3 separate regions of the Homo sapiens genome follow, and all the other regions are linked to region 1. The links are chromatin loops, found by intact Hi-C in ENCODE. Cell type or tissue: heart left ventricle. All regions are shown on one strand.

Region 1 (8,000 bases):
CACCCAGCAGCCTGGGTAAAAGTTCAAAGGACAGAGAGTTGAAGTCATCCAGGCATGAGGTTTCACTGGGATGGTTCTGTGGATGGAGTGAAGTTAGGACATGGGCAAGACAGTGACTGAGGTAATGAGCCAAGCAATCTACACTGGAAGTGGGGCAGCCGGAATAGGCTGAGGGTCCGGGAGGAAGCAGAGGTAAAAGAGGTCAAGGGACCAGAGTGACAATGTCAGAGTGAGCAGGTTGAAAGAGTAGAAGGCATGGCCATAAAGCACAGCCTCTCAAGGAGGGATTCCAGAGAGGCTGCAGCTCTGAGCCAGGGCAGGTGGACACCCAGAGGAGCCGTGGGCGTGGGCGTGCGGCTGCAGCCTCGGCCTCTTGGCAGGACTCACAGAAGCCTCGTGGAAGTCAGCTGCGGCTGGGAAGGGCAGCCTGGCAGCTGTGGAGCAGGATGAGGATCCTTTTTGCGTGTTTGTTTTATTTTTTTATTGTCTTATTATGCCTAGGTGAGACATGTGCCTGGGATAGCATTCATACAGCATGAAAGAGTATATTCTAATAAGTCTGTTCTTCACCCTGCAGTGGGCTCGCAGAACCAGAGGCAACCACATCACCATCTTCCTCTGTGTGGAGCTTTTCTTGGAGCCTGAGGGGTAGTGGTGGTTGCAGCTCAGATGGGCAGAAGGCTTCCCCACTTCTTCCTTCCAAGGTCCCAGGCTGCAGGTCCCCTCTCAGCACCCCAGAACTGCTCAGGGTATGGAGGCCCCTGGCCAACCCCTCAGTTTCTGAAATCCTCTCTTCCTCAACTGCCAAGAGAGCCCACTCCTCGGGCTCCCTCCCCCATCCCTGAGCACTCCTTGTCTGCTCCTGCCTTTAAGTGGTGGTCCAACAGGGCTGCGTCCTGCATCCCCTGCCTTCTCGCCTCATTCTGATGCATTCCTGCAGCTTTACTTTCCACCTCCAGCAGCATCAGGGCTCAGAACTCTCTCTCCTGAACTCCAGTCCTATATACTCATTGTCCACCTGACAGCTTGCCTCCAACTCAAGGAGCCACAGCTGAGCTCATCAGCCGCCTGTCTGCCCATGGCCCCATCAGCAGCGGACATGAGTTATCTCATGGCCACCCAGCATCTGTTCACCCCAAGACTGAACAGGCCCAGATTTGGTGCACAGACAGCCCTCTGCTTTGGACCCTGTGGTCTGTGGTGTTCCTTCCACCTCTACCCCAACCCAAGTACAGCATGTTACCAAAATCTAGAACATTCCATACTCTCAGCGTAGTACTGTTTCAGGGTTAGCACAGAGTCAAACAGGCCCAATAGCAGCAAACCCCAGGGTTTGGCCCAAGTGACATGTGAGAAGACCTCCCTCTTTCCTGATAGCTTTGAACCTGAGAGGCTTAAAGCCAATGTCCTGCCTCACATGGAGGCCGGGAACGCACACCATCAACACTCACAGTGCATTTTCTTGGCATGAGGTATGTGCCAAGCACCCTAAATGTGTGGATCTCACTTCATCCTAACAAAACATGGCACGAGCTAGGCCCTATTTTTCCCCACCCTAAAGAGGAGGGAATTGAGCCACAGAGAGGTTCAGGGCCTTGTCAGGCCATGCAGCTAATAACTACGGTGCCAGAATTCAAATCCAGACCATGTGATTCCAGAGTCCTTGCTCTCAACCACCAGGCTCTACTGCCAGAAGCCGACACAGGCAAGCAGAGCTACGAGAGGAGGGGAAACTGAGGCCTGCTCCCACCATGGAGCCCTGAATCATGCTGGGCCTGTGGCCAGAACCACCCTTAGACTTTTCAGTTACATGGGACAATACGCTCCCTTCTGCCTGAGCCAAATATAGTTTGGGTTTTCTATAAATTCAGACCAAAAAAGTTCTAACTGATAACACATCCTCTCAGTGGGTGGCACCACCGCACACACAGTATTCAGGCTGGAAACCAGAACATCGTCCTCCCCTCCTCCCTCTCCCTCATCCCTCACATCCAACCAGTGACCAAAGCTGGTGTCTCAGCCCTGGCCCTCTTCTTACCCCTGGTCCAGGCGACTATCATTTTTGTTGGGTTTTGACAACAGCCTCCTTGCCTCCTCTCTACTTCCAGCCTGCTATCCCCACCACAGACTTACCCCCAAGTTCTTTAAGATCCAGATCTTAACATGTCACTTCCCGTATGAAACCTTCCAGACACCTCACTGCTCCTGGGGTAAGCTCCAACTCCTGCCCAGTCTGGCCCTACCCACCACCCTGGTCACACCTCCCTCATCCGCCCTGCCCCAGCCCCCCTGCTTCCGAAGCTCGCTGCTTCACACCTCCAAATCTCTGCCTGAAATGCTCTTGCCCTCTTCTTGCCAGGTAAATGCCCAGTGGTGATGCCACTTCCTCTGTGAGTTGTGCTTTGCTAATCCCAGCAGAGCTCTCATTCTCTGCTCTCGGCTCTTTCACTCTGGGCTCTTTTCATTGTCTACTTTAACTTCAGTTTTGTGAGCACCACTGTTTACTAGAATGTGAGCTCTTCAGGGGCAGGGGTTCTGTCTTGTTTTTTTGTGGTTTTTGTTTGTTTTTTTTTGTTTGTTTTTTTTTTTGTGGTTGATGTTGTTGTTGTTTTGAGATGGAGTCTTGCTTTGTCACCCAGGCTGGAGTGTAGTGGCACGATCGCGGCTCACTGCAACCTCTGCCTCCTGGATTCAAGCAATTCTCCCCATTATAGGCATGCACCGCCACATCCAGCTAATTTTTGTATTTTTAGTAGAGACGGGGTTTCACCATGTTGGCCAGGCTGGTCTCAAACTCCTGACCTCGTGATCCACCTGCCTCGGCCTCCCAAAGTGCTGGCATTACAGGCATGAGCCACTGCACCCAGCCCTGTCTTGTTTATCTCCTCATCCCCACGTCCCAGAGTATGCCTGGCACAGAGCGGTCACTCAGTAAATACTCATGGAAAAGAGAATAAAATGAGTGTTCCCAGGAATAGAGGGCTGGTTCTATACCTCTTCTCTCCTCTCCTCTTCTCTTCTCTCCTCTCTTCTTCTCTTCTCTCCTCTCCTCTTCTCTTCTTCTCCTCTCTAGGAATGGTCAGGTTCAGGGAAAATAATGATGCCACAGGATGATTACTATGCAGAAAGACTTTTTTCAATAAATAAGCATGTTACCTATTTGATCAATGACAAACCTATGATATTGTCACCTACATTTTATAAACTAAGAGACTGAGGTTTAGGAAAGTTTTGCAATCTAGAATTCCATGCACATGCTCACGATACCCACTCCCATCTCAAAGCCGAGGCTCAGGCTGGACTCTGATGAGACAGACCCCAACAGTGACTGGTTGAATGAAGCGGTGCTCTTGCCCACACTGGCCACAGGGGGGCAGCCGAGTGCTGGCGTGAGGGTGGCTTTCTGCCCCCACTTCACACCCACCCTCGGAAGATGTGGATCTGAAGGTGCAAGGGGAAAAGCCACCACTGAGGAGAGGCCAGGGGACAGGGGCTGGGGTTGCTATATCTGCTAGAAATAGGTAAAACTGGAGGGGAGTCGGGGAACAAACCACTAATTCCTAGAGTCAAAGGCTGGAGACAGATCATAGACCTGAAGCTTGCATCACCAGCATATTTAATAACAGGCCACAGAAAGCGATGCAGCATTCCTGGATTGAGGGGGTGCTGCAGGCCTGCAAATGAGAGGCACTGACTTGCAGCAGGGGCCGGTCACTGTCAGACCGTTGCTGCCTCACACCAGACAGTACAGGCGCTGCACTCATGTCCTCAGAGGCCAGAAGGCAGGGGGCACAGCCAGCACCTGCTGCACCAGGCATCCAGGATGTGTGGCCACTTCAGTGCCCAGGACATGCAGCAGGCCTCAAGCGGGCTGGGAGTGCAGGTCTCCCAGGTCCAGGCCCACACCGAGCACTTCCAGAGGTCCAGTGGAGCAGTTCAGAGGCAGCAGCTGGGTGCAAGGATCCCAGGTTGAGGTCTCACCACAAGCCAGGTATCTCCCAGTCTGTCATCTGCAGCAAGAATGGGCTGAAGGTGGCAGGGGATCCCCAGAGTGGCAGCAGGAGAGCAGGCTCTCTTGCTGGCAGACGATGTGGGGCTCAGGAATCTGTAGAGAGAGCCACCCCCGTCTTTGCTGCAGAGGGAGCTGCACTATGTGGAGACTGAGGAATGGACTCCATAAACCTCTCACAGGCTTTCCCAGCTTAGGGAAAATCTCAGGGGCTGGAGGAAGGTTAGGGCAAGATCTGAACCCATCAGCCGCCCCAGCCCTTCCCCTATGGACGGTGCAGGCTAAGTGAGCTGGCTAGGAGTTCGGGTGCCTGGCTTCTCTCCCTGGCACTCAGACCTGCACCCATCCCCCACATCTCACTCCCAGCTGGAGCCTGATGGGGTAACAGCAGCACCCACTTCCCAATTTTCCACATTCTTTCCTGCCCACTCAGCCTGACAGCCTTGACCAGGGTCAGAATTCCACAGCAAACATCTCAGTCCCTTCCCACAGGAACACTGAGGTCCCTGGCACACCCCACGCCCTGCCCTCCAAGCACTGGACTCAGGAACAGCAACGGGAGGAAGTTGGATGAAGAAAGCCTTTGCCCCCACCTCTACACCCCCGCCCCAGCCCTGTCCTGGGTGTGAGCAGACACGATGATGCTGGGGGCACAGCCCTTCCCGGCACCAAATCACTCTACACCCTCACACCACAGGAACTTGAGCCCAAAGGCCAAACGGAAGGTCATCAGCCTTCGGCCCTGATCCCTCGGCTCTGACCGCTTGGATTTTTTTCCACGGATGTTTATTCCAGCTGACCCTCTAAGCCCATCCCCCCTCAGGTTCAGGCCAGGAAAGCTGAGCCCAGCTGGCTGAGGAGCTGCTGCCGGCATCTGGAAGACTGCTCCCCACAGCAAGAAGGTAGGCAGGGCCCCGGGGAAGCAGGATGGGAAGGGGGCAGTGGCACAGGGGTTTGGGGGTCCATCCCTGATTCGCAAATGTATGAAGAGAGGCCGCGTTTTGCACCAGCATCTCAAAGAGTGATGAGAAAGCAGGGAAGGGAAGAGGACAGAGTGAGAGGGGCCCCCAAGTGCCAGAAGGGGGCCTGAACTTGGAATCAGGGCCCAGGGTCTGCTTCCAGCTCTGTCATTCATGTGAGCATGTCACTTACTGTTCTCCCGCGTGTAAAAGAAAGGGGTTCCCAGTGATCTGGAGACCCTCTCTCCCAGCTGGGAAAGGAGAGGAGAGTATGGGGCCAGAGGGTGACAGGCAAGGCAGCTGGGTGAAACCGGGTACAATCAAGAGAGGAAGTTCCCACCCTCTCCCCCAGCAAAGGGAGGGGGGAATGTCCCCTGGGCCCAGCCCCCTGCCTGTGCCAGGTGCAGTAACAGACACACTACACACACGCCTCAGGGCCCTGGACAACCCTCCCTCCTAGGGGGTGGAGTGGGGGGAGCTGAGGGGGCCCTGAGGTGAGAAGTCCCTGGCTCAGCAAGGCCAGTGTGGTGCCGCTGCCCAGGATTAGTGCCAAATCCTGGGCTGCTGGGCAGGGATCACACGTTGTCGTTAGCTTCGCAGCTGCTTAGCTGCACCTGCCCACACCCTCCCGCTGCCCCTCACAGGCACTCAGCCTGACTCCTTTCTCGGATGGAAACTGGGACCCTGCCCTACCCCAGATAAGCAGGGGAGGGGCTCCAGAATCGGGGGAGGGGGGGCAAGAGAGGCCAAAGTCACCCCTGACAAACACTCCCACCCACAGAAACCCCCAGGGCTCCTAGGTACAAAGCTGAACAGAGGGAAGGAACAGAGAAGGCCTCTCCAGCCCCTGTGGCTCTGTCCCAGGTGGCTTTCGCCTGTAGTTACCTTGTCCTCAGGCCATCCAGGCCCTTCCCTCCAGATGGCTCCTGTCCTTGGAGAGACAGAGGGAGACACCCAGACAGAGCCCCCACAGCTGGAAATCCTCAGCCCCACTTCCCGGAGCAGCGCTCCCGAGGCCCCCCAGCTGCGGGGAACCCTGCCATCCACACCCCCCAACACACACCACACAAAGCTCCTTGCTCTGGGCTACATCTACTCCCCCACCCTTCACCACCCCCTCCCCACGACCTGAGCAGGGTCCAGGGAAGGGCCTTCCACACACCTCCCCATTCCCCAGGGCCACCCAGGCCCCTGGATCTGCCCTCAAACATGACCACACTCCCCTCCCTGTCTCAAGAGGGAGGCCAGGCAAGGAATCTCCCTCAAGCACCCTCCCAGGGAAAAGCCTTCAGGAAGCTGAGGCCAAAGGCTGGAGCCGCCTGCCTGTCTCCTCAGCCCCGTGGAGTGGGCAGTGCTGGGGCCCGCAGAGTTGGGCCTAGGACCTATAGGGGCTGGGGCAGATGCAGACCATGGAGGTGAGGGTGGGGGCTAGGGAAGAAGCCCCCAAAGCACACTGTGGCCTCCAGACTCTCTCCTCTGTCATCCTCCTGCCTCCACAACCACCCCACAGTTACACAGCAGCCTCTGTTCGTAGAAAAAGAACATAAGGCTGGAACACTTAAGATGGGAGGAGGGGGCCAGAGCTGCAGGAGACACAATCCGGGGCGGGGCGGCCTCCTCCTGATCCCGCACACCTGGGTGGGCTGCAGCCCCACCGGCCGTGGACTTACAGAGCTGGGAACCTGAGTCGCTGAAGAGCGACTCATTCTCCAAAGACAGGTGCCTTGCCGCGCCCCAAGAAGCCTCCTCAGTAAGGAAGCTACTGTAGCCCCCCGAACCCCCGCGCCCACACTCCTGCTACCCTCCCTCTCACCTGTGTGGGGCGCGCCGCTTCGGGTAAGGGGTCGGGACCGCAGCAGCCGTCGGGCATGCTCCGGACCGCTCGGAGTCAGGGGCTGCCTGGAGGCCGCGACCACCGAGCGCAGCCGGGCGCCTAGGAGTCGTCGTCGCCGTCCTCTCCGCTGGCACTGCCCGGCTCGGGCTCGCGGGACGCGCGCTGCTCGCGGGTCAGCAGCGCTGTCAGGCCCTGGGCGCGGAGGAGGAGGCCGCCGCCCAGGAACAGGACCCCGCAAAGCACCAGCAGGGACAGCACGCCGAGCACCACCGCCTGCACCGCGCGCGGCCCCTCGGGGGGCTCCGGCGGCGACGCCGACTGGTTACAGCAGGAGCTCAGCCAGGCGGCCTGAGCCGCGGCGCCCGCCTGAGAGCCGTTCATGCTCCAGCGCCGGCTGCCCAGATGTGGCGGGATCGCCAGATGTGCAGGAGCCCAGACTGGCGGGCGGGCCGGCGGCTGCGTCGGGGAGGGAACCAAGGGGCGGACCCCAGGCGCCCTACGCCCCTACCCCTTGCGCAGAGCGCTCGGGCACTTCCTAGACAAAGAGCTCCAGCCGTTGTGGCTACGGCCCTTTCTCCATAGGCCCGGACTCCGGGCCTGCTGTATTTCTTCTCATCCCCAAGGCCCACAGGCACCCCCATGCAAGTCCAGTCAGCCAAAACCAGGAGCCCTGTCCCCAAGAGTCCCTCCCCTTCGCAAAGTGGGCCAAGAGGTACACCTGGGCAGAGCCCTGAGAAGATCCTCAGACCCCATCCCAGCTGCAGGCTGGGGTGCTGCCCCTCTGAGCAGGACACAAGACAAAGGTGATTGTCCCCATTCTTGGGCTTTTTATCCCTAGACCAAAGTTCTATGCTGCTAGGTGGCCCAGGTGGCTGCTGAGCCAGGAGGCACACGGGCAGCCATAAGGGTGAGTGAGTCCCACCCTTCCTCGTCCATCATCCCCTTCAGAAGCCTCCTAGGGCTGGACAAGCAGGCCAATGCCTCCTCCACACTCCACAGCAGGGAGACATTCAGGTACAGCAGAGCAGAGCAGAGCATGGGGAATTTAAGGCCCACCCCCACTCCTTTTCTCAGGCCCCATAGGCCAAGGAGAGTCACATTTACAGACCAATGGGAGAGCACAGATTTGATCCACCAGGACTGCAGTCCTGACCCTGGATAAATTAGTCCCCCACTTCAGAAAATCGCAATGCCATAA
Region 2 (8,000 bases), 79 kb after region 1:
TCAGAACCAGATTGGCCTCAGGGGTGGGGACAGTTCCCAAACGGCCAGGGAGGAAGGACTGGGCAGCACAGAGAGACCCCTTTGTCTTTCAACATGATTTTCATAAAATGCAAATTCTCAACAAGCTGTTCATTGTGTGGGGGCTAGCTGGGGGCCGGGGCGAAGGAGGGCGGCTGGGTGAGGAAAGGCCACCAGGCCCCTCTTCTTAACCTGGTGTTGTGTAGGTTCTGAGCCTCAGGTCTCCTGGGGCCAGAGGAAGAGGCTGGCAGAGGGGACTCAGAGGTGGGCGCGGCCCGCATCCTTCCTGCCCCGCGGGCGCCCTGCGACCCCTCCCACTGCGTCCGGTTCCGACAGAAGTCCAGGGAGCAGTGGCCCTCGCGCCCCGTACGTCAGACGTGGGGCCAGGCGGCAGGCCCCCAGCCCAGGAATCGGGGAGTCCCCTCGGAAGGGTGTGCTATCCGGAGTCAGCGGCTCCCCACGCACTTCCTCAGAGTGAGAACGCACGCGGCGCAGCCACCGGCCCGCTTCTCCCACCGGGGGCTCTCGGACCTTCAACTTGCCTGGGGCTGTCTCTGTCCCTCGGGCGAGGGGCTCCTGGGGACCCAGGACACCTGGCCACGGGGAGGCGGGGCATGGGGGGCAGAAAGCCAGATGGAGCGGGTAGGAGAAGGGGGGTGCTGGGAGGAGTCAAGGAGGGAGAGAGGGGGCGTGCATGGGGCGCGGAGTTAAGAGCCACCGAGCCTGGGCGCGGTGTGCAGGCGAGGGCCACGGCCTTCGCAGCAGCGGGGAACGCGGGGAGTCGAGGCACCCAGCGGGCCGGGGAAGAAGGTGGGGGACTCCGCGGACGCCGAGGAGAGGGCACTGCGGAGTCAGCAGGCCCTGTAGGGAGTCGGAGAGGGGCTGAGCAGATCCTGAAGGCGGGCGGGGGACGCACCTTTCGGCGGGGCAGGGTGCCCCCGGACACGGCGAGCGCGCGGTACAGCTCGGCAGGGTGATAGTCCTCCAGCGCCGCGTACAGCTCGTCCGCTGGGGGCCCAGGGGTGGCGGCTGCGGCAGGGGGTCCCGGGGTCGGGACCGGAGCGGCGGGCGCGACTTCCGAGTCGGGAGTCCGGGCGGCGGGGTCCGGGGTGGCCGCCGCCTCCTCCTTCTGCTGCAGCTTCCTGAGTCGGCGGAGGGTCATGGCTCCGGCGCCGGACGCCCCTCAGAGACGGCGCTGGCTCCCCTCGGCGGGGCTGGCGGCGGCTGGGGGATGCCAGCCGGGCGGGCCGCGGGTCGCCTCCCTTTATAGGCTCCGAGAGCGGGGCGGGGTTGGGGGCGGGCGGGGAGCTGCCTCGGGTGGCCTCGCCCCCAGCACGGAGGACCCTCCCCGCGAGGCGCCGCCGCCCTGGAGCCCCGCCCACGGCGCTCGACGGCCGGGGAAACTGCGGGAGCTGGGCGCTCAGTGGGGGAAAACGAGCCGCGGACGCGAAGGGGCGGGATGAGGCCCCCGGGGCGGGGCTCGGGGCTCGGGGCTGCGTGATACCTGGAGGGGTCTGTGAAGGGACATTGCGCAAGGTTTGAAATTTAGGGACGAATAGCTCTGGCGATTCATGGAGTGGGGCACGGTAAGAGGTCACTGTAAGAAGCCTGGGGAGTCGGGGAGGTAGGGAGAGTCACGGAGATCCAAGGGGCTGCAGGAGACTCCAGGGCAGGGAGAGCGGCAGCGGGGCTGCGCAGGAGTAGGGGTGGAGGCCCGATGGAGGAGGGAGGAGACTCCCTGAACTCACTGCGCAGAAGCCCCCAGGGAGGGAGAGGGCCCAGGATTTTCCCTTGACGCAGCTGCCCCAGAAGAGCTGAAAGAGGCTGCCCCCTGTTCGCACGTCTAGGAAGAAGGGAAGAGGTGGAAACCCTGAAAGCAGTAGGCTTAGTTCTGGCCTGTCCCCTCCAAGGGGCTTGAGTGATCCCTGCTGGCAACACCTTTCCTCAGCTCCTGATGCCGGGGTCAGATCCCCCTTCCCAGGAGACAGACGCTTACTGTGGACTTGACTCAGGAGGTTGGGATGAGCCCAGGCTGAGTGGGAGTTCAGGGCTGGGGGGATGGCCATGCTCAGCCGTTCTCTGACCCCATCTTAGGGACCATCCCCCAGGCTGTTACCATGGCTGCCAGGCGGTAGGAGAGGCGGGAATGGCCCAGCCGAAGTCTCTGTCGTCAGTGGTGCCCGAATAAGAAGTGAGAGGAGGAAGTGGAAGGCAGCGTCTGGTGTCTAAAGAGCGGCTAGCCACCACAGGGCGTCAGCAGCACAGGCTGGGGACTCCATGTCCCAACACCCATCGGCCAAGAAGCAGAGGCGGCAATGCGGTGCCCTTGTCTGTCCCCTCCCTCCTCCCCCAGTCTTCCCAAATCTGTTATGCCTTCACAGTTAACATTTATTGAGCACTTAGCATGTGCTATGCACACTGTTTGTTCTGTGTGTCCTTTTACATACATGCATTAACTCACTTGGTCTTCATAACAACCCTACGAAATAAGCACCATTATCCTCCCTTACAGATGAGGAAACTGAGGCCCAGAGAAGATAAGTAATTTGCCCTAAGTCACTCAGCGGCAGAGCTGAGATTCAAAGCCAGGCAGCCTGGTTCCAGAGCCTGCAATCTAACCACTCTGTGATGTTGTCCAACATTTAAGCCCTGCTGTGTGCCAGGTACTGGCTGGGCACTGGGGTTACAGAGGCTCTTGGCCTGGTAGGGAGTGGTACCTTGCACATGTGCTGTGTTAGACACGTGGCATAAGGAGCACAGAGGGGCAATGGCCACGTCCACCTGCGAGGCCAGGAAAGACTTTCTGCCTCCTGCCTGTCTCAGTTCTTGCGCCTGGCTCAGTCTTCTTCTCTAGTCTCCTTGACTCTGTGTTCTCCTCCCCACCCCCAGTCCTCTAGGCCCCCATCCCCTACAAGAGGTGTGGGTGGAAGAGGGTGCTTTTCCGCCCCTCAGTGATTGCACAAGTCCAGATGGCAGGATGCTTGTTGGGTGGGGGGCCGGGGTGGATTGAGGACTGCCAGGAGCTAAGAGGTAGCTCTCTTAGTGCCTTCTTCTCCCTCCTCCCACCTCCCGCCTTGGCACCACCAAGTGGCCATCAGCTGAGGGGCCGAGGGGGTGTCAGTGGGGAAACATGGGACTCTATTGTGAAGCATTAGCACAGATGGACCCCAGGACCGTCTGTTGCCTGCTCCTGACAGACAGCATCTGTGGGGGGTGGGAGGGGGAGACGCAAAGCGGAGAGGCAATGATGTATATTCCATTCATTCCATTGCTTATCCCCAAAGGGACCCAGCAAAAGGGCATCTTGCACAACCTCCTCTGTGAAGGAGCCACCCCAGCTATCACAGAGGGTTACCTAATGGACATGTCTCCTTGCCTGAAACCTGGAGAAGTGGATGCCACAGGTGTGGCACAGCCCCTGTGTCTAACAGCCTGTGGAGCCAGTCATCCTTCAGCTGACGTGGAGGCAGACTTCCCCAGTTTATGTAGGGCAGTCCACCTCCAGGCCTCCAAGTGAGTGAACACCACCAGAGGACTGAAATTCGCACCTTGTTTCCTCCTCTTGCTAGGCAGAAAGCCCTAGAGAACCCCAGAGTAAGGGTGGGCCCAGGAAATGCAATTTTTATCAAGTTCTTTGTGTGATTCCTTAAATCCTGGGATTTCAGAGCCAGAAATGGCCTTATGGTCTGGAAAGGATACCGTATGGTCCAAGCCCTCATTTAACAGAAGCAACTGAAGCCAGAGAGAGAAAGACAGAATCATAACAGGGACTAGAACCCACTAGAACCCAAGTCTCTTGACTCCAGAGACTGTTTAATTCAGCTGCTGGTAGCTCCCTGAGAGCTCAGAGATCCCTGCCTGCTTCCTCCTCCCAATTTCCCCAGTTTCTCCAAGGAGGGGCCCCTGGAGCCCAGGATGCCATACTGTGGAGTGGTTATGCCCTCTGGTGGCCATGAGTCTCGGGGGAAAATCTTCAAGCCAGGCGGAAAGGCTGGAAGACTCCACCTGGAATCCCAGCCCTGTTTCAGGATCCCCCACGGCTCCTCTTCCTCCCAAGAGGGCACAACTGGGATGCCAAGCTCCACTTTGGTCACTGAATTCTGGAATCTCACAGCTGTCAGTTAGGAAGTTTTTTGCATCAAAGCTGCTTCTGCTGCAGGTGAAATTCAGCAGGGAGAAGGCAGGCAGCTGGCGGGCTTTGTTGGTGCACTAACCTTCGCATGCCAGGCAGTATATATGAGGCCTCTAAAGCTTTGCCTTCAACTCTCCACAGCTTTCTCCTAAGCTTGAGTCTCTTGGCTAGCATCTGTTCTCATCCTATCCTCTGCAGCCCTTTAAAGCTTGGGCGGTGGGGGAAGCATTCTGCACACCACCTGCAGCTTCATACCAGGATACGTCCCCCTCCTCCTCCCTCCAGGAAGCCTCCCCACAAAACCTCCACCGCTCTGGCTCCTCAGACATCTGTACTCAATCTGTACCTTCTTCCCAAGCCAGCCTCTCTCAGAATGAGCTCTCAGGTTTCCCTCCCTCTGCTCTGCCTGCCCTGGCTCCTGACACTCGTGGCTGGCCTGGGGTGGGGGATTAGACAGTGGGGGCCCAGCTAAAGGACAAGGCCTAGGTAACACCCCTTCTCTTCAGGGCAACCCCTCGCCTGGCTATGTAACAGTCAGCAGCCCCCCATGGAGGAAATTGGGAGAGCTGAGTCTTCCACTGAGCAGCTTAAGCTCTAGGGTACCATGATGAAGTCAGAGCACTAGGGGCTAGTGCTGGCCCCTCTGGAGTCTGACCTAAGTCTCAGAGCTCTAACATGGGCCTTGTCCATCAGTGGGGCCCGGAACTGGCAGAGATGAATAGTTTACTGGGAGTTCCTCACTGGGTACTGTCACTGCTCCTAAGCTGGGGAGGTGGGGGGGAAGAGGGCCTGGGGCCCTGGCTCTCTGGTCTGTCAGGAATGAGGGGCTGGGCCCCCAGTTGCATGACATCACCTCTTGTGGGCGGTGGACAGCTGGTGGGCAGCTGACTGGGCGGGGAGTGGCTGTTTTTCTTCGTGGCTCCTACTGCGCGACCATTTCCATGGGACAGTGTCTGTGCATGTTCGGGGACCTAGAGAGAGAATCTAGCAGTATGGTTGATCTGGCACAGTCCAAAGATCTGATCCCAGGGGGTCTTGGAGTAGGATCAAGGTAGATGTTGCAGTTTATTTGCATTGAATGTTGGTGGTCTCTGGGTCTAGTCCTGTTCAAAGGCCAGGGACCATCTGGCCTCTTGGATGAAAATGGCAGGGCATCTCTGGCATGAACGGGTTAGAGTGGCAGAAGAAAGGAAGGTTAAGTCTCCAGGTTTCCTACAGCATCTGCACACAACTCCTAAGACACAGGGTATGTGTTATCTTACCCGGCCTCATTTCAGAACAGGTGCATATAGTGAAGAGAGAAAATGGCAGTTCTTAGGGCCCTAGACTGCCCACATCTCTTTCCGCTTGGCAAACACACTTGCTCTTTCATCCCTGGTTCCCTCCTAGGGGACAGTGTCGTGCACCAACCCCCTAACCCCCAAACACATATGCGGAACTGCCAGGCTAAGATTCTCTCTTTTACTCCAAACTGAAGTCAGCTTTCCTCTTTCCCTCACCATTCACATCTGATTATGCCCCAAACCTGAGTATTCTACCCACTGTTTCTCCTGCTGTTCTTCCCAGCTTCTTCCCTTTTTTTTTTTTTTTTTGAGACGGAGTTTCGCTCTTGTTGCCCAGGCTGGAGTGTAATGGCGCAATCTTGGCTCACTGCAACCTCCGCCTCCTGGGTTCAAGCGATTCTCCTGCCTCGGCCTCCCACGTAGCCAGGATTACAGGCACGTGCCACCACGCCCGGCTAATTTTGTATTTTTAGTTGAGACGAGGGTTCACCATGTTGGTCAGGCTGGTCTCGAACTCTTGACCTTGGGTGATCCGCCCGCCTCTGCCTCTGACAGTGCTGGGATTATAGGCATGAGCCACCACACCCGGCCCTTCCCAGCATGTCTTTCTTTTTTTTTTTTTTTTTTTTTTGAGACGGAGTCTCACTCTGTCGCCCAGGCTGGAGTGCAGTGGCGTGATCTTGGTTCACTGCAAGCTCCGCCTCCCAGGTTCAAGCGATTCTCCTGCCTCAGCCTCCCAAGTAGCTGGGATTATAGGCGTGTGCCATCACGTCTGGCAAAATTTTTTGTATTTTTAGTAGAGGTGAGGTTTCACTGTGTTAGCCAGGATGGTCTCGATCTCCTGACCTCGTGATCCACCCGTCTCGGCCTCCCAAAGTGCTGGGATTACAGGCATGAGCCACCGCGCCCCGCCCCTTCCCAGCTTTTCTTACTCTGCCACCAGTACAATTCCTTTCTAAAGTCAGCACTGTGATTTTCCCAAAACACAAGCAGGATCACATCACTCCCTTGCTTAAAACGCTCTACCATGGTCTGAATGATGGTGTCCCTCCAAAATTCCTATGTTGGAACCTAATACCCAATGTGATAGTATTGAGACATGGGATCTTTAGGGAGTGATTAGGTCACGAGGGCTCTGCCCTCATGGATGGAATTAATGCCCTTATAAAAGAGGCTTGAGGGAGCCTGTTTCCCCCTTGCACCATGTGAAGACACAGAAAGCGCCATCTAGGAGAACAGGCCCTCACCAGACACTGAACCTGTTGATCCCTCGATCTGGGACTTCCCAGCCTCGAGAACTGTGAGCATTACATTTATATTGTTTATAAATTACTCAATCCATATCACCCAATCCAAGGAACTTTTTAACTTTTTTTTTTTTTTTTTTTTTTTTTTTTGAGATTGTGTCTCACTCTGTCACCCAGGCTGGAGTGCACTGGCATGATCTTGGCTCACTGCAACCTCCACCTCCTGGGTTCAAGCAATTCTCCTGCCTCAGCCTCCTGAGTAACTGGGATTACAGGTGTGCACCACCATGCCTGGCTAATTTTTGTACTTTTAGCAGCAATGGGGTTTCGCCATGTTGGCCAGACTAGTCTCAAACTCCTGACCTCAAGTGATCCGCCCACCTCGGCCTCCCAAAGTGCTGGGATTACAGGCATGAGCCACCGTGTCCAGCCATCAATCTAAGGTACTTAGCAGCAGCAGCCAGAGCAGACCAAGACACCCTCCAACGGCCTATTCCCTACATCCACAATGACAAATGTGTTTTAACTTACAGGACAGTAAGCACGCTGTTGAGAAAAATGTGGAGACCAACTCAAGAGGACAAATTACTGATAGATTAGTACAGTCTGAGGTAGCTGTCACAGGGTAAGTGATGGCACCGGTGTTACCTATTGGCCATTTCTGGCCCCAGGATGAATTCCTGACCTTTCAGAACTCAGCACGGGAACAGCTCTAGCAGGCTCCCTCATCACACCCCCGCCATACTGAATATCTGTGGTTCTTGAATGGCAATTCTTTTTGACTAAAACCCCCTCCTCTCCTCAGTCAGCAGGCCGAAATTGATGTCCCTCTCTTGCCCCCAACCTCCTGTCTCTCTTATGTTCCCACAGTATTCTATCCCTATGGGAGTACTGATCTCCTTCCATCCTATCTTTTTACTCACCCATTCCACCAGGTAGGGAGCCGCTGTAGGGCAGGGATATGTCACTTCTTCCCCGGACACCTCATCTGTGGTCCCATGGTACTTTGCATACTGCTCTGTAATGGGATTTGCCCAAATCTGCCCTATTGTTGCCTGTACAAATCCTATCTGTCTAGATTATAAACTCCTTGAAGGGCAGGGACCATGGATTGTTTAGCTTTCTTTTCTTTTTCTTTTTTTTTTAAGACAGATTCTTCCTGTGTTGCCCAGGCTGGAGTGCAGTGATGAAATCTTGGCTCACTGCAACCTGCAACCTGCAACCTCTACCTCCCGGGTTCAAGTGATTCTCATGCCTCAGCCTCCTGAGTAACTGGGATTACAGGTGTGCGCCACCACACCTAATTTTTGTATTTTTAGT
Region 3 (8,000 bases), 190 kb after region 1:
GAACTGTGGGTCTCCATTAGGGGAGAAGTGGGACAGATGTCTGCAAATTCCATTTATCCATCTCTTCAACACATAGGAGAGTGACCAGTTTTGTGGGCAAATGGAGTCTGGGTTTTGCCTGGAGGAAAAGGGAGAAGAAATGACTTCTCTAGGTCTTCTTTAGCTCAGGGCAGAAAGCATGATGGTGTCCTGAAAGAGCATAAACTGTGGGACGTGGGGCCTGGGTTCCAGGCCCGAATCATTTATCTGGGCCTCAGTTTCCTCCTCTGTACACTGAGAGGTTTCGACCAGACAATCCTGAAGGTCCTTGCCTGCCTTATATGCTCTCTTTTGGCTCTAAGATTCGGGAATACTACCCGGTCCCAGAACTGGTCACTAGAACTCAGGTAAAAAAGACAGTTTGGCTGGTGCCTAGGTTTGGGGAGGATGCGGGGTAGCCAGAGTTCTGCCCCGAGACTCAGGAAGAGGCTGGTAGATTCCCAGACTTTGAGCCGCCAAGTCATCTTCCTCTTCCTCTCCAGCTCTTCCAGATCTCCTCCAGATGGTCTCGTCCACTCCCCGCCCACCCCCCGCCCTCAGGATGACTCTTCTCAGGATGGAACCTCTTGAGGAAGGGATGCCACGTCAGGGCAGCAGAGTCTTAAGGTTGGACGGTGTCCACATGATGGCATGGAGGTGGGTGGGCCTGAAGCCTGGTCTCTGTGGAGAAGCTGTTTTAGCGCTGCCTGCCTGGCAGTGCAGTGAGCTGTGCATTGCCCCTCCCTGCAGGCTTCCCATAGGCTGTAACTGTCACCCTCCAAATTGGCCTCAGCACTGAGGAAGAGGAGAGTTAGTGGAAAGAGCTCAGACTTGGAGTTGGAAAACCTGTGTGTGAGCCTCAGTTTTCATTCCTGTAGGAAAGGGTTGATAATTCCTTCTCTACCACATTCTCAAACTAAGCAAACTATGTGCAAAAGCCCTTAACCAGCCGGCTGTAAAACCCACAGGGACACTGGTTTGTGTGGAAGGAGGGGCAGAGGTGTGGGATAGGAGGAAGGGCACTGAACCAGGAGTCAGGAGACCTGAGGCTTGGCCATACACAGTGGAGGAGCCTCTATTTCCTTGTCTGCTCAAAGACGAATAATACATATTGCCTTTTCTACTACTGGCTGCATGAGAGGTTATGATACAGATGAATATAGCCCCTGAAGAGGCTGCAAAGGAGGAGGCAGCTGTTTTGAAAAAAAATTAAAAGAATCCCAAATAAGTTCAGGGTAAAATAAATACAACTTTGCAGAAGAGTTTATAATGAGAAGCAACCGTACCCATCCCCAGACCGCATTGCTAGGGCCAACCCTTGTCTCAAAGTTCCAAATACTAGTTTTTCTGACATTTACTTCAACAAACCCTCAGTAATATGTGTACACTGCTATCTCTAGATTTAAAAGGTTCAGGATTTAGGCCATTTAGGTTGTCTCTCTCTAATTTTTTTTTTTTTTTTTTGAGACAGGGTCTCACTCTGTACTCTGTCACCCAGGATGGAGTGCAGTGGCGAGGTCATGGCTCACTGCAGCCTCAAACTCCCTGGCTCAAGTGATCCTCCCGCCTCAGCCTCCCAAGTAGCTGGGACTACAGGCATGCACCACCATGCCCAGCTAATTTTTTAATTATCTGTGGAGATGAGGTCTTGCTATGTTGCCCAGCTGGTCTTGAACTCCTGGGCTTAAGTGATCCTCCCACCTTGGCCTCCTCTCCCTCTAATTATTGATCATTATATTATTATTGTATAAATTTAAGTAATATAGCCCAACCTCTAGTTCCTATTTATGGTATTAGAAAGTATCTCTTGACTGTACTGATTGAGGATAGCGGCACCCTGCTCTTCCCTGAGCTGCAATGAGGGAAGACATGTCAATCATCTAAGATGAACCATCTTGTTATGGGGGGTGTTCAGCTGGAACTCCTGAAGGTGGAGATGCTCTGACGGCTGTGCTGAGCATTCCAGATGGCATAGGAGGTCCTGGAGACATCAAGACTTCCCCATTCCAATGAACAGCAAGGTCTGAGTTTGCTTGGATGAGGAAGGGCAGAGTTGACTGGCAAGGGGGTGGGAGCCTGGCAGGCTCTTGGGTGGTGTTGAGAGAACCCTTACTGCATGGGGAGAGAGTTTGAGGCATTAAGGTGACCATCCCCAGTGTGGACCAGAAAAGATCCCCAGTATCTGAGAGTAGGTAATGGCCCCGGCTGAGAGAGAATGTTTGGAAGTGGGGCTGCACGTCTGGGAGAGGTCAGAGCCAGCGGGATTTCCTTCAGCTCCAGCCACTCTGGTGGGTGGGACCGGATTGCTCATGCTGGACACAGGAATCTGCCTTTGTTTCCAGCTGGAGGGGAAATGCCATAAATTCTGCCCCGTTCCCACCCCTCCAGCATCCGTGCCCAGGCTCTGCCCTTCTCAGGACCAGAAGGCCTGGGACTGAGGGCCCTCAGGTGAATGCTTATTTCCAGGACCCCCAAATCCACAGGCTTCTGCCCCTTGTCCCCCAAAAGCAGGGCACTGGCATGGATGTAGGAAATAGGGGTCGGGGTATCCAAGGCGGGTCTGGAGTAAACAGGAACAAATAAGGAGTGAGGTTTAGACCTGCTCACTGCTCTCCTCTCCCTTGGAGGGATCATGGCCTTTCACAGTTAAGGAGGACACCAAGCTCTGAAGGGAGGACTTAAAGGCAGGGCCTGGGCCCCCCTAGCACCCCAATTCCTGCTCAGATAGATGGACCATGAAACTCCAACCAGTCACACAGGCAATTTTTGGAGCTGGATGGCTGGGGCAATGGATGCGGTGTTGTGGGGCAGAGGGGGCAGAGCAGGGCATGGGTCAGGAATCTAGGGAAAAGGGGGCCCTGTTTTTATTTTTTCCTGGTCAGTGAGTGTTTGTGCACCTGTGTGAACAAGTGTGTATATGTGTGCCTGCATGTGAAGCCTCGTTACGTGCAACTGGGTGTTTGTGGGCCAATGGGCCTGTGTAGATGTCTGTGCCTCTAAGCCCGTTGCTGATGGCTTGTCTGCATGTGTCTCTCTAACCATCTGGAGTAGAAGTTGGCAGGAGCTGGGGTGTTGAGGAGGGCCTAAACCTTGTCCTCAAGCCCTCTCCTTCAGATCTGGGTATTTTCCTTAGGGATGAAAAGGTCTCCCTGTGGGAAAGGAGAGAGGAGAGCAGATGTAAACTTCTGTGTGAGCTGTGGCCAATTAGGTCTCTCTCGGTGTGACCAGCTGAGATCTGATAGGTGGAAGGTCCAGACGGGCCAGGGTAAGGGTGTGGCTGGCCTGGTGGTTGATGTGGTAGAAGACGCATGTGTGGTCCCAACCACTTGGAAAGTGTGACTGCTGGAGAGGGGGCATCCTGTCCAGGTTCCCCAGTATGGAGAAAAGAGGACACAGACCAGTGAGTCCCCATCTGTCCTCTGTCCTCCCTACATATATGTACTCCCTTGCCTTTTCCTGGCAAGGGGTTTCCTGGGGCATGCCCTGGAATGCCCACTGCCAGTCCATGGATAAGAGCGGCCCCTGAGAGAAGGAGGGAGATGATAAAGGACCCCCTGAGCATCCAGGACCTTAGAGGAGCCTGAACAAGGTTCTTCCCTATGCACATGTTTTGAGCCTGGGATGGGTTCCATGCTGAGCCAGAGGCTAGGGACACAGACATGGTCCCTGCCCACACGGGAGTGAGTAGGCTTCCCCAGGAGTCCACACAAGCCTGGCTGACATCCCAGTGTGTGTCGGGACAGCCAACTCTGCAGTCCCAGGTATAGGAGCCCTCTGCCTTCCAGGTGGAGGGTGTACATGTGTACACTCCGGGAGCAGCTCCTCCAGCCGCCAGCACTGTGGTGATGAGGTGGGCTGGGAGTGGGCCTAGGGTGGGGGATGCAGAGATGTGTGTTTTCATTTCCTGGGCCACCAGAATAGTTTCCTAGAATCACAGGGGAGGCCATGGGGCCTCAAGGGCACATCCGCCAGCCTCCTCCATGTAGCTGCACCCTGGGCTGTTCCCTTACTCACTGCTGCTCAGGTACAATCCCAGGCTGCTGTTGACCCACCATGCCCTGACCATGTGCCAGGCGGTGCCCAATGCCTCTCAGACCCCTCACTGCTTGGGCTACAGACAGCCCTGGGTGGCAGCAATTGTGGTCTCATCATTTGATGTTACACATGAGGTGACTCAGGTTGGGAGAGGCAGAGCCAGGACTGAAACCCAGGTCTGTCTGACTCCAAAGGCTTTGCCGTGCCTGCATTCTGCACAGCCAGGGGCCTCACTATGGATTTCTTGGCCTCTGCTGACAGGGACTGAGTTCGGAAGCCTCAGGAGCTGTGATGAGGGAGGGGGAGGCAGGGATATTAGAGGAGAGGTTGACTTTGGGAGGCACAGGCCACAGCAACTCCAGGCCTCAAGGCTTCTCTCTCTCTGATCAGCCTGAAAGGGTTCTGGGAGGGGGAGGGAAGGCTATTGTCAGGACCTATTAGAGGATTAGAGAGAAATGGCTTGGCATGGGAGGGGGAGTTGCTAGAGTGAAGTCCGGGGACTCTAGCTGTCCTGGAGATGGCCAGGGATTGGAAGGGTGGGTCTTCTCCAAGGCAGAGAGGCTCCCTCTGCTGGAAAACATGCTCCAACCTGGAACCCAGGCATTAATGTGGGTTCCACCAGATCCACCACGGCCAGGACAGAGGGGCCTAGGGAACCACAGAGGGCTAGTTCCCTGGCCTTGAAGGTACAGTAGTCGTCCCTGAGCAGGTTGGAGGTGGAGGGAGAGGCTCAAAGAATCAGAGGCTCAAAGTTTAATCCTCCCTGGCTGCAAGCAGATGCCATGTGCTACAGTGGAATGAGCGCAGGCTTTGGAATCTCACAGACTTGAGCTCCAAGCACTGCTTTGCCACTTACCAATTGGTGACATTGGGCAAGTTGCCTAAACTTTATAGCCTCAATTTCCTCAACTGCAAAATAGGAAGGCTGTGCAGATTAAATAAGAAAACAGAGGCCGGGCACGGTGGCTCATGCCTGTAATCCCAGCACTTTGGGAGGCTGAGGCGGGTGGATCACCTAAGGTCAGGAGTTCAAGACCAGCCTGGCCAACATGGTGAAACCCCATCTCTACTACAAATACAAAAATTAGCCAGGTGTGATGGCGCATGCCTGTAATCCCAGCTACCTGGGAGGCGGAGGTTGCAGTGAGCTGAGATCAAGCCACTGCACTCTAGCCTGGGTGACAGAGATGAGACTCCATCTCAAAAAAAAAAAGAAAAGAAAGAAAGAAAGAAAAGAAAATGGGCCAGGCGTGGTGGCTCACAACTATAATCCCAGCACTTTGGGAGGCTGAGGTAGGAGGATCGCTTGAGCCCAGGAGTTTGAGACCAGCCTTGGCAACATAGTGAGACTTTATCTCCACAAAAAAATTAAAAAGTTTTCCAGGTGTGGTGGCACACACTTATAGTCCCAGCTACTTGGGAGGCTGAGGCGGGAGGATCCTTTGAGTTCAGGAGTTCAAGCCTGCAGTGAGCTATGATCACAACCTTGCACTCCAGCATGAGCAGCAGAACAAGACCATATCTCAAAATATATAGATATAGATACAGATAGATAGAGCCAGGTATGATGCCAAGTGCTGCGTCATCTCATTCAATTCTTATAACAGCCCTATGGTGAACATGTTACTCTTACCTCTATTCTGCAAGTGACACCTGTGAGGCTCAGAAAGTGTAAGTAACTTGTCCAAGGTCACAGGCCAACTCCCAGGGAGGCATTTTGCCACGATGCTGATCCACGACTATCGATGTAGCTTCTTTCTCTGTCTATGATGTCCAATGCCAAGGCTGGCTTCCTATGCCATGATTTCAGCAGTGGGTGGGGAGGAAAGAAATCTAGCTCCATCCTGGAGGCCCTGAAGCTGTTTAATCCAACTCACTTCCCCGGGGCTCTTCCTTAATACGTCACCTCTTGATAGTACTTTACAGTTTATGGAACTCTTTCACCCATACTAGCTAGTGGATCCTTCCAATAGCCCCCATTTTCTCCATTTAACAGATGTGAAAGCCGAGGCAAGAGAAATTTAAGTGCCTTATTCAGGATCAAGTTACCCTTGAGTCCCTTCCAGTCCACCATAGTGGCCTTCAGAGCTCTTCTGGGAGAAATCATATATTATCTGACCCTATTAGTCATTTTCTTCTCAGTGTGTGTGTGTGTTTGGGGGGGTGTATTTTCCCTATTCAAAGAGTGGATTTATTTTTTAATGTTTCAAAATTTGGTAGACATAATTAGAAAGTCAAAACGCCCTGTGCGGAATTCCAAATAATTTATCTAGATACTCTACCCTCAAGGAGATGGTGTATAACTCCCCACTCTGTTAGTGTGGACCTTGTATAAGACTTCCTTCCAAAGATGACAGTGCAGAGAGGGGGAAGAAAGAGAAACTTTACAGTGGAGAAAACTGACAAACTACCTGAGCCAGGTGATTGAGGTCTATATCAAGTGATAAGTCATGTTCATACTATATGCCTCCCTTGACATGATGTGAGAAAAACTTTACCTCTGTGGAATTTTCCCTTCTGAAAACCCAAAGACCCAGTCTTACATTAATTATAAGAAAAACATCAGACAGGCCAGGCATGGTGGCTCACACCTGTAATCCCAGCACTTTGAGAGGCCAAGGCAGGCGGATCACTTGAGCTCAGGAGATCAAGACTAGCCTGGGCAACATGGTAAAACTGCGTCTCTATCAAAAATACACACACACACACCACCAACAACAACAAAAAAAATCAGACAAACCTCAATTGAGAGACATGCACAAAATACATGACCAATATGACTCAAAACTGTCAAGATCATGAGGAACAAGGGAAATCGGAGAAACTGTCACAGTCAAGAGGATTCTGGGGGATGTGATGATGAAATGTAACAGGGGATCCTGGATAGAATCCTGGGATAGAAAAGGGACATTAGGGCTGGGTGCAGTGGCTCACCCCTGTAATCCTAGCATTTTGGGAGGTCAAGGCAGGCAGATCACTTGAGGTCAGGAGTTTGAGGCCAGCCTGATCAACACAGTGAAACCCTGTCTCTACTGAAAACACACAAATTAGCTGGGCATGGTGGCGCACGCCTGTAATCCCAGCTACACGGGAGGCTGAGGCAGGAGAATCACTTGAATCCAGAAGGTGGAGGTTGCAGTGAGCCGAGATCAAACCACTGCACTCCAGCCTGGGCAACAGAGGGAGACTCTGTCTCAAAAAAAAAAAAAAAAAAGAAAAAGAAAAAGAAAAAAAAATTAAGGAAATCTGAATAAATCTGTTCAGTCCTTTTCTGGAGAACACTACTGTGTTCTTCCCAGGGATGCTCCAGTACCGCATTGGGGGTTAGCGTTAAAGCCTGGAGGCCACACTGGATGGCTAGATCTCAATCTTGAGCCCTGCCAGTGTCTAGCTGTGGGACCTAGGCAATTCCTTAGCTTCTCTGTGCCTCATATCCTCAAAGATAAAATCCTCAGGATTACTGGAAGGGTTAAATGTGTTACTATAAATAGTAAGCACCTTCTAAGTAGTTGCTATCATTATTATAAACATACAAGCAAATATATTTACACAACAAAAGTTTGAGAAAAATATCCAAAACTTGTAAATAAGGCCAAAAAATAAAGTTAGTGCCCTTTCAAATATATTTTAGATCATTGGCTAATAACCCCACCTATGGGTCATCTAGGGGAAGTTAACTTTGTTTGACATGCTATTAATATTTACTATTGATAAGGACCCAGGCTCTCTAAAAAGACAGATTAACCTGTTAAAGATTGATAAGTGGCAAATTATTTTGGTCTAGTAGAAAAAAATAAAAATGGTTATGGCTTTATTGCCAGGTGTCAATTAACTTTTTTGTGTCTAACTTTGCAATCTTATTCTAGCATTCATTTTTTCACTGATTGTCAATAATGGCTTTTCTTTTCTTTTTTTTTTTTTTGATCTATCCTGCTGGTTCACTCATT

What was found. A loop is a pair of places that touch in the nucleus more often than their neighbours do. Peaks named below come from ENCODE experiments on the same cell type or tissue, not always from the same donor. Only the 100,000 strongest peaks of a DNase experiment are listed, where the experiment ranks them.
Region 2: it touches region 1 in a loop (3-fold over the local background); 32 of 110 quality-filtered maps call a loop at or near these places.
Region 3: a loop joins it to region 1, with 1.9 times the contacts of the local background. A loop is called at or near these places in 3 of 110 quality-filtered maps.

Annotation. Positions count from the first base shown.
Region 1 is chr12:52,078,963-52,086,962 of GRCh38, reverse strand. SMIM41 (small integral membrane protein 41) reads right to left here and starts at 7,259. Exons shown (of 3, transcript NM_001369216.1): 1 at 6,782-7,259; 2 at 2,995-3,069. The coding sequence starts at 7,183. The coding sequence ends at 6,902. It also overlaps the pseudogene OR7E47P. In heart left ventricle, a CTCF peak has its summit at 3,364 (motif pointing right); DNase peaks (open chromatin) are centred at 3,392, 3,792, 4,852, 7,158 and 1 weaker place; H3K4me3 peaks cover 2,485 bases; H3K27ac peaks cover 3,367 bases.
Region 2 is chr12:52,000,200-52,008,199 of GRCh38, reverse strand. It overlaps TAMALIN (trafficking regulator and scaffold protein tamalin), which reads right to left and starts at 1,254. Exons shown (of 8, transcript NM_181711.4): 1 at 935-1,254. The coding sequence starts at 1,180. TAMALIN-AS1 (TAMALIN antisense RNA 1) reads left to right here and starts at 545. Exons shown (of 1, transcript NR_146770.1): 1 at 545-1,950. RefSeq lists enhancers at 1-511, 2,139-2,198, 1,884-2,570 and a silencer at 1,284-1,433. In heart left ventricle, a CTCF peak has its summit at 3,961 (motif pointing left); DNase peaks (open chromatin) are centred at 409, 1,329, 2,249, 3,986 and 1 weaker place; H3K4me3 peaks cover 1,810 bases; H3K27ac peaks cover 1,248 bases; H3K27me3 peaks cover 1,397 bases.
Region 3 is chr12:51,891,760-51,899,759 of GRCh38, reverse strand. It overlaps the pseudogene LOC102724178. Among named protein-coding and RNA genes, the nearest start is that of ANKRD33, 7.7 kb to the right of the region's middle. In heart left ventricle, CTCF peaks have their summits at 4,636 (motif pointing left) and 7,721; DNase peaks (open chromatin) are centred at 2,339, 4,199 and 4,619; H3K27ac peaks cover 1,710 bases.